Linked DNA regions of Mus musculus: region 2 is linked to region 1. The links are chromatin loops, found by intact Hi-C in ENCODE. Cell type or tissue: gastrocnemius. All regions are shown on one strand. Links, peaks and the distances in the headings refer to the core of each region. The heading gives the core; the rest is flanking DNA.

Region 1 (4,736 bases), core at 1,327-3,826:
CCATAGCAAATGCATTTCAAACAATATACATTTTACACAGATTTGTATAAAATGTAACACAAAGTTACACTCCACCCTGTCCATTCTTGGCCTCTGCTTGGTCTTGTATTATTAATTATACAAATCTGGTCCTTGACAAAACTACAAAGGTTTACAGAAGAGATGAGCTAATCTATTTCACTTTTTACTGTCAAATGAAGAACCAAAATATCTTTAAATTTAATTTAGAAATATATACATCTTTGAAATAAAGAAATTCACATCTTAACATAATACAGGTTTTAAGTAGTATAATCATAGGTGTGAACATCTTGAAAGGACATGACACAAGTATATGTGGATGAATTCTGTATATCTTATGAAATGAATTGAGGCAAAGCCGACTTTCGTGACATTTGTTTTGTGGTGCTGATCACACACTCACACATGGGGCTTTAAAGGGGACAAGAGAGCACTCCACCACCTAAACACATACCCACCCTAAACAGCTCACAAATAATAACAGTTGACTTAAAGTTGACTTAAATATTGATTTTCTACAAAAAGAAAAAAATAAGAGTCCAACTACCTTCCAAACATCTTAATAAAAATACAAGCTTATCACGATGGGCTGGTTCCAAGAACCCTAAAATGAGTGTGAGTGTCACGCCTGCCTCCTGTTGCCATGGCTACCCAATGTCCTGTGGGAGGCAGGGATAATCCGTACACTCCCAAGACCCTATAGATAATGTCACTGGGGAAGAGCCTAAGGAGATGAGCCTGAAACATAACACATATGTAAAAATCATTTTTCAATCATACTTTCCTGCATTTGATCAGCTTCTATACCACAAGCCAGCCAATGTTGCCTCTCTTTTTAATCTGTGCCTCAATCCCAACCCCAGCCCCAACCCCATCCCTGCCCCTAGGACTAGAGACAGCTTTACTACAGGGTCTTAAAAACTCAGTCGAAACTGGGCAGTGGTGGCACACGCCTTTAATCCCAGCACTTAGGAGGCAGAGGCAGATATATTTCTGAGTTTTGAGGCCAGCCTGGTCTACAGAGAGAGTCAGGGCTACACAGAAAACCCCTAAAAACAAAACAAAACAACAACAACAAAAAAACTCAGTCGGGTTGTGATGTTCAAAAGCAGATTTTTGTACTAAATTAATCGACACAAACACCCCCTCATATTTCGCCTATGCTACCTCCTAATCTGCTATAGTTCACTTTTAGGTTTTAGAAGTGGCATTAAAAGCTTACATTTCTGGTCAAAGGAAATTGGCAAGGAAAACTATTATTTTCCTCAAAACCAGAAAATATTAATAGCTATTAAAATGCATTACATGTGTTTATTTCTACAGTGGTGTACGGGTGCATAAGTCAGAGGACAGCTTGCTGGAGACTCTCCCCTTCCACTTCGCGGGTCCTGGGGATACAACCCAGGTTGCCAGGCGTGCTGGCATGTACCTTCACGGCCTGAGCTCTTTCACCGGCCCTAAATGGCCAGGTTTAAATGCAGGCATATTGTAGAACATACTTTGCTACGCTACACTTATTAAAGATACGCAAATGTTATATGCAGCTGTAGATATATAGTTACATATATTGCTGTGAAATGCTTCTTACCTGTCATAAATCAGTTCAATTTTTTTTCGCTATCCAATGACTTAGTCTAACGGCCTGCTTAATCACTTCTTAATAGGTTTAAGTGGCCTACACTGAACTGCCCTTATACGAATAATGAATGATGATCTAATGAAGAAGGTTAGATTACTGGATGAATTTGTAAACTGTCAAAATCAGAACGTCATCTTTCTCATCAGATCCTCCACGTCTAATTCCCCAAATTACTCACTGTAGTAAAAGCGTGCCCATCTACTGGTTTTCAAATAGGCATCTGCAGGTCTACATACCTGACCGAGGAAGCAAGCTAGCACATTAAACCTTGACCAAATTAGAAAAAAAAAAAAAAAAAAAAAAAAAAAAAAAAAAAAAAAAGAAGAAGATGAATAGCGATGAGCAAAAACCTTTTGAGGAGACGCGCAATTCACTGATATTTTCCCGGACTCTCCGCGCACCTCCGGGCGGCTCGGGGCGACGGTTTTGTGGGATCCGTCTGGCAGCCACCCGTTTCTCTAGGACGCGGGCGGGTGGCGAGGACCCGTGGCTCCCACTGCTCCCCCACCCGGGACCCGCTCGCCCTGCTCTCACAGCAGTGTCAGCGTCCACAGCTCCGCGGCCCCCCGCTGTCCCGCCGAGGGACCGGGGCGCGGGCAGGCGAAGGGCGGCTGCAAGGACGACGCGGGACGCGGGCGCATCGCAAGTTGCTCGGCCGCTCCGTGCCCAACTTTCCCGCGCGATCGCGCGCTCTGGCTCCTTACCTTGCGCGTCCCGGGGCCCGGGGGCGGCGGCGCGCGCAAAGTTTGCGACGGCGGCGGCGGCGGCGAGCGGCGGTGGCTGGACGGGCTCGCGGCGGGTCCCCAGGCAGCGCGGCCCCGGCCCGCTCCCCGTTCGCGGAGGCTTTGACTAAAATAGGCATCCCGGCGGCCGGCTGGGGCGCACGGCGCACGCGCCGCCCGAGGTCGCCCCCGCGGGCGGAGCCCCGCTCCCCGCAGACCCGCTGCCTGGCCCACCGCGTGCGCGCGCCCGCTCCCGCGCTTCCTTGTTTGGGCATGAGTGGGGACACGCGCGGACGCGGGTCGCCCCCCGCTGGAAAGGGCAGGGGAGTGAGGACAGACCCCTCGGAGAGTTGCCCGAGGCTCGGAGGGCGCTGTTGCTCCGAGACACCTGATAGCCCAGCCAGATCCCACCTACAAGCTAGCAGGCTGGATTTCAAAGGAGCGAGGTTAAATGCTTACATTTAGGACCAGAAATTGAGAAAAAATAGGATATGGACATATTCTTCAATCAGTATTTATACTGGACATGGTATACCGGACCAGATAAGAAATGCAAGAAAGTTCACAGTAATGAAAAATCGGTGGGATGAAGTTTATAGGACAAATAGAAAGGTTAAATGGACATCCGATAACCACCAAGTGTCCTCTGTGTGACAGAGAACGCAGTCCTGTGGGATCAAAGATCAAAACAGAACCCCCGCTATGTCAGGATGCGTATAGAGTACCCCCGAGGTGCACATTGGTCCAATCTGCCTAGTAGAGAGCACGCCTGCTATTCCAGAGCCAAGTAGTATAGACCAAGTTGCAATCTGTCTGCTCCAGTTGGCTCTGGGGCATTCCCCACAGGCCCCTGTGTTGATGGCTTGGCTTGGTCCCAGCATTATTGAACCTTTAAAATCTTTAAAGAGGAGTTGGCTCAGTAGTAAAGTGCTTACCAGCGAGAAGCCTGAGTTTTCAGTTCCACAACGCAGGATGCAACAGCCTAAAACCTGTTATCCCAGTGTATCCATGGGGACAGGGGAGAGTCCCTGGGAACTTCAGTGGCAGGGCAGGAAAAGTAAGTCTCAAAGAAGGTGGATGGCAGGAGATCACAGTGGCGGTTTTCCTCTTTCCTCCACCTCAAGAGAGCCTGCTCTCAAATCTCTCCCTCCCCCCATCTCACCTTCATGCCCATGCTCTCCCCACGCGCTCTCCTCTTTCCCCCTCTTCCTCTCTTCATGAGTGTATGTCCCAGGGCATGCAGAGGGACCATCAGTCTTGTCTTGTGAGTCTCGCATTAACCTGAAAGTTCCCGGTTAAGCTAGTCTAGCGGACCAGGGAGCCTCAAGGAACCTGCCTGTCACACCCTCACCAGTTTGGGATTACAAACTGAACCTCCACATCCGACTTTTTAACATGGATTTGGGGGATCAAACTTCTGTCTTCATTCTTGTGCAGCAAGGACTTTACTAACTGAACCATGTCTCCAGCCCCTTAGGGTTGTGTTGAGAGCTGAATTTCATCACACCCGCAAAGGTTTTAGAATGGTGTTAATGCAGATTCTGGGTGTTTTATCGCTAACTATTCAGTCTGTTAATTTCTAGATGTTCTGTCTGCCATTTTGGCTCCCACAATTAAATACATTCGAGGTATGGGTGTGGATCGCTGTAAATAAAAGGTTTCCCTGTGTGGCTGTTTGTTCATTGGGGGATGGCTCATTATATGAGATCTGGAATTAGCCTATATTCTAACCACAGAACAGTGAGTAAATTTTAGAACACTCTTGTTCTAGATTGCTACTAAAATAATTCATAGGACTTGAGAAATGAAGGTTTGGCCATTAAAATGCTTGCTGTACAAGCAAGAGGATTAAAGTTCTGACCCCTTAATCCTGGGAGGATGCCCCCTCTAAGTCCATCATCAAGAAAGCAGAGATAGGGGTTCCCCAGAGCAAGCCATCCAGTAAGACTAGCCGTATGGGAAAGCTCTGGGTTTTACCCTCTAATTTTGAAAGATTTATTTATTATTTTTATTTGTGCATGTGTATATTTTTGCTTTAGTCTATACAAATCATTACAGGAGCCCTCGGAGACTAATGGGTGTCATATCCCCTGGTGTCTTAGTTAGGGTTTCCATTGCTGTGAAGAGACACCATGACTAAAGCAACTATTATAAAGGCAAACATTTAATTGGGGCTGGCTTACAGTTTCAGAGGTTCAGTTCATTATCATTACGGTGGGAAGCATGGTAGCATGCAGGCAGACATGGTGCTAGAAGAGCTGAGAGTTCTACACCTTGATCCACGGGCAGCAGCAGGAAACTCCCTTCTGCACTGGGCAGAACCTGAGCATCAGAGTTCTCAAAGCCTACCTACA
Region 2 (4,736 bases), core at 1,320-3,819, 46 kb after region 1:
GGCGTGGCATGACAAAGTAGATGGTGTACTAGGATCCAGGGGGAATGCAGGAAGAGTCCAGCTAAGACACAGCCACAAGGACACACCACCGGTGACAGTCCTACTAGGCCAATCTCCTACCATTACCACCTCCCAATAATGTCACCAGCAAACCCATCCAGGAATGAACATTAGGTCAGAGCTCTCAAGACCCAGGAGAGTGGCATCACTGGCACATTCAGAGGTTGGCTTTTTCCTGCCCTTCCTTATTCAGCCAACTTGACAAAAAAAAAAAAAAAAAAAAAAAAAACAAAAACAAAAACAAAACAAAAAAACAAACAAACAAACAACAAAAAAAAAAAAAACGGACCCTTCTAAGAACTTGTATTAGAGAGTATCTGCTCTCAGGTCCCAGAGACTCCCCTATAAGCTCAGGAAGTTGCTGGTTCTCTCCTGACAGTATTCCACACCCCTTTCCTTGATAGTCCTATCCTGGCCAATCTCAGTGTGACAGCCTCAGGGGGTTATTTCTGTTAAAGAACACAAAGTAACAAGTCACTGTAGATCTGTGTGAATTAGCCCTGGATCCTCCTGGCTGGAGGGGGAGTCCCTAGGCTGGAGAAGGAGTCCCTGGGCTGGAGAAGGACTCCCTGGGCTGGAGGAGGACTCTCCACAGTTATACTGCAGGAGATTTAACCCATCTCCTGGCTGGAGGAGGACTCCCTGGGCTGGAGGAGGACTCCCTGGGCTGGAGGAGGCCTCCCCATGGTTATACTGTAGGTGATTTAACCCATCTCCTGGCTGGAGGAGGACTCCCTGGGCTGGAGGAGGACTCTCCATGGTTGTACTCCAGGTGATTTAATCCATCAAGTTCTAGTTATTTATTTTAGTTAATACCAATAATAATTTTTCCATTAACATATTTTACCCAATTTCTATACTTAGATAAAGGAGGATTTTTCCCTCTTTCCTTTAAAAAATGTAATTAGTAATTTAATATGTTCCTCTTTTCCACAGGTAAATTCAATCAAACTCTGTATCACTCATAACCCTAGCTGAACAGTATAATTACAAAAAAAAAAAAAAAAACCCTCAACAGGTTTGCATATCCATCATAGACATTTTCCAAAGCAGTTTTGAAATCTGCTTTGTTACACATCATAGCGAATGCTTCCAGATTCTCCTGGTCAGAAAGAGCAGACAGAGGGGCTGTAGCTGTCCACGTGAGCCTTGAAGATTGTACTCTGGGATCTTGGCTTCCTGTGACATCAACAGCATAGAACGAACGAAAGCATTCTCAAGCACAGGCTACACAATGATTCAGCTATTTTGAAAAACTAATTGGATTAATAAGCTTAACTATTGAATGCCTCCTGTTTAACCATAAAGTTTTGACAACAGAGAATGCTTTAGATTTCAGTTTGGCTTAGTATCTCAAACTATTGAAGACCACACACAGATTTTCCAGGACAGAAGAACCTCGGGTTATTTGGAAACTGGAACCAATTAATCCCTTTATTTTTGCAAATGGGGAAACTGAGGTCCATTTTTTTTGTTTGTGTCTATAGCTCTGTTGCTGTTGTTTTCTACCATGAAGGACAACACCTAATTACTGTACTAGCTTAGAATAAATATTTCGTGCAATAGATTTTAGAATTAAAAAATGAGCAGGGAAACAAAATAGTCACAAAAGGCAACAACAACAGGCACCAATAATACTTTTTCCAAGGCTGTCACTAAGTTTAATTGCACTTTTGCAAGCGTGCAAATTGAAACAGAAACATCAGGAGGGTGGGTAATTTTGTTATTTTTGATTCAATTTTCTTTTAAAAGTGGGATTCTAAACCTACTTTCCATTAATTTATTAAATGTTTATCCTTTTAGTATTTTTTTCTTTTTCTTTTTTTCTTTTTCACTTTCCCCAGATGTTACCTGGCTGAAATTTCTCCCCCTCGATCTTTGTACTGCATTTTGACACTGTCTTTGATCCTTTCCTACAATACAGACTCTCAAAACTAAACCGCTAAAACCAATCTTGATGATGAGATGACATGTGGGGTGTATAAATGTCGTTCTTTCTCTGGCAAGGGGATCTCCAAGTACAGAAAGCAGGTCAGAGTCTAGCTGCCCTTTGACCCCAGCACCTACCACACGCCCTAACTGCACAGACCCCAGTTGGGGTCTTAGTCTTGGAAAGGAAAGTGTTACAGGGCATGACTCGCCCATGGTGAAACGCACACCTGCCAGGGCCCCAGGATCTGCTTTTCCTCTCGAAATATTTTCCTTGGGGCACCAGGTGCCTAGGGCGCCGCGAAGGTTCTGGAGCACTGGTCTGGCAGCTTCGTTGGGGGGAGGACCGCTCGCTCTCCCGCGATCCCTAGGGGAGCTGCAAGCCACGCGGCGCGCACCGGGCTCCAGGGCGCGCACAGAGGGGACGCGCAACGGGGGTCTGAGCCTTTCCCCGTTCCCGGTCCGGGCAGCCCTGCGAAGTTGCTGGGCTGCCACTCCCGCGCGGCTCTCAGCTTACCTTCCCGGCCTTCACGACGCTCCCGATGGAGCCCGTAGAACTTTCCAGCCGAGTGAGCAGTGGCAGGCGGCTCTGGTGACTCGAAAACCCACGGTCCGAACCGCTCTCGCCCCGCTGCCCGCCCGCACCCGCCGGGATCCCGGACGCGTCCTCCCGCGCCCGCTCAAGCAGGGCGCAGCCGATCAGAGCCGCTCCCAGCGGCGGGGACGGGCTCGGGCGCGCGCTCCGAGGCAGGCGGGCAGCCAGCGGGTGCCAGCAGGGTGCGGAACTCGCGAGGCTCTAAGTTGGTAAAGACTCATGGTAACCAGTCTTCGGCCCAGACCCTGGGCTACCCTTGGTGGAGAGTGATGGAGGTGAGCACCAGCACGGGAAGCAACTATCTGCCTTCTCACCCGGCCACAGACAAGAAAAATCACCAGAGAGGTGTGGGATATATATGTGTACTGGGCAGAAAAGGGGCAGTGTTTATTTGTGAGTAAATAGGTTGGTTAAAGGGGGAAAAAAAAGATAAAGGACATAGATCATAAAAGACAAAACACAAATGCCACATAAGTTCAAATAATAGGAAAAAGGGGGGGAGGGGCAATTTAAAGCAAGTGTCACATGCATTTTTGCCTCTATGAGGTTTTTATTTTCTTCAGTAGACCAAACTACGTGGTAACTGTGAATAAATACGGGCATGACCTTTCCAAGTCGTGTTTGAGGAGGTTTTTACTGTAGATACTAGCGGGAGTATAGCCCGAGGCATCTGAAAGAGTCTAGAACAGGGAGAGTTTGTAGAACACTGAATATGAGCCACAGACTGAACCAGGCCATGCGAAGGTGGCACATGGGGTGGGGGTGAGGAAGAGAAGAAGAGAAGACAGAGAAGACGTAGATAAAGATCGCGGAGAGCTAAAAGCCAAGAGAAGGAACGACCAAAATGTCAGGATCCTGTAGGAACACGCAGCTGGGCGAAGGAAAGCAGGGGTAAAGAAGTTTAGGGTGGAGGGTGGGGTGAGAAGAGCTGAGACTAGCCAGGATGCTAGCAGGTACTTGCAAGGTGGAGACAGTGCTTTGATATGCTAATAGCACCGCAGTTAACTCTGAGTTTCCTTTGGACCTGACCAAAGGAGGAAAAATGAGACACACAACTTAAAGATTTCAGTGCCATCCTTTTTGCTGATTTTCATTTTATATAACCATTCTGGTAGAGATGACTCCAAGAAGGACATTTTTTTTTCTCGTGTTTTTTATTTGTTTTATTAGGTAATTTATTTTATTAGTTAGTTAATTTGTTTATTTGTTTGTTTGTTTGATTGATTTAGTAGTTACTTTGTTTGTTTGTTTGTTTGCTTGCTTTCTTGTTTTGAGACTGGGTCCCTCCACACAGCCCTGGCTGTTCTGAAACTCACTATATGGTTTAGACTGGCCACAAACTCAAAGGGATCCACCTGCCTCTGCCTCTCTGCCTCTGCCTCTCTGCCTCTGCCTCTGCCTCTGCCTCTGCCTCTGCCTCTGCCTCTGCCTCTGCCTCTGCCTCTGCCTCTGCCTCTGCCTCTGCCTCTGCCTCTGCCTCTGCCTCTGCCTCTGCCTCTGCCTCTGCCTCTGCCTCTGCCTCTGCCTCTGCCTCTGCCTCTGCCTCTGCCTCTGCCTCTGCCTCTGCCTCTGCCTCTGCCTCTGCCTCTGCCTCCCCAGTGCTGGGATTCAAGGAGTGTACATCACACTCAGCTCATTTTTCTAGTTTTAAAAACATGTATTATCACTGTTTATGTGTCTGCTGTGCAGAGGGGACTGGAGGACAGAGGACAACTTTGTGTAAGAGGTTCCTCTTATTCCACCTTTTCATGGGTTCTGCGGATCCAACGTGGATCATCAAGCTTGGCCATCTGGGCCAATCTGGGCCATCTTTTTGGTCCCCATGACAAACATTATTTATTGAGTAATCGGAATCCGTTTTAAGCCTCAGAACGACCACGAAACCAAGACTAGAGATGACAAGAACAAAGGCCAAGCATCCCAGTTTCTGTACCATGGACGGCTGGAAACCATTTGACTTCCCGGCCTTTGTTCCCACTCACCACTTTGGAATTTGCTCCAGTGTTCAAATTTATCTGGAGAAAAGAAAGAAGGCTAGAGAAGTAAGAAAGCCATGAAAGTTTATGTCAGATGCATTCTGGATTTGTGCTCGATTGTATGAGCGTCCTGTGTTTGAAATTGCTGGGATTATATTCATAATGTTAAGTTTGAA

What was found. A loop is a pair of places that touch in the nucleus more often than their neighbours do. Peaks named below come from ENCODE experiments on the same cell type or tissue, not always from the same donor. Only the 100,000 strongest peaks of a DNase experiment are listed, where the experiment ranks them.
Region 2: a loop joins it to region 1, with 2.6 times the contacts of the local background. A loop is called at or near these places in 5 of 42 quality-filtered maps.

The regions. Positions count from the first base shown.
Region 1 is chr10:45,333,510-45,338,245 of GRCm38, reverse strand. Bves (blood vessel epicardial substance) reads right to left here and starts at 2,511. Exons shown (of 8, transcript NM_024285.3): 1 at 2,365-2,511. In gastrocnemius, for the core only: a CTCF peak has its summit at 2,732 (motif pointing left); DNase peaks (open chromatin) are centred at 1,431, 2,354, 2,575 and 3,239; H3K4me3 peaks cover 1,975 bases; H3K27ac peaks cover 1,743 bases.
Region 2 is chr10:45,287,346-45,292,081 of GRCm38, reverse strand. It overlaps Popdc3 (popeye domain containing 3), which reads right to left and starts at 2,777. Exons shown (of 4, transcript NM_024286.1): 1 at 2,507-2,777. It overlaps Gm15934 (predicted gene 15934), which reads left to right and starts at 2,666. Exons shown (of 2, transcript NR_155869.1): 1 at 2,666-2,859; 2 at 4,449-4,736. In gastrocnemius, for the core only: no CTCF peak of the experiment used is centred there; DNase peaks (open chromatin) are centred at 2,418 and 2,707; H3K4me3 peaks cover 2,413 bases; H3K27ac peaks cover 2,323 bases.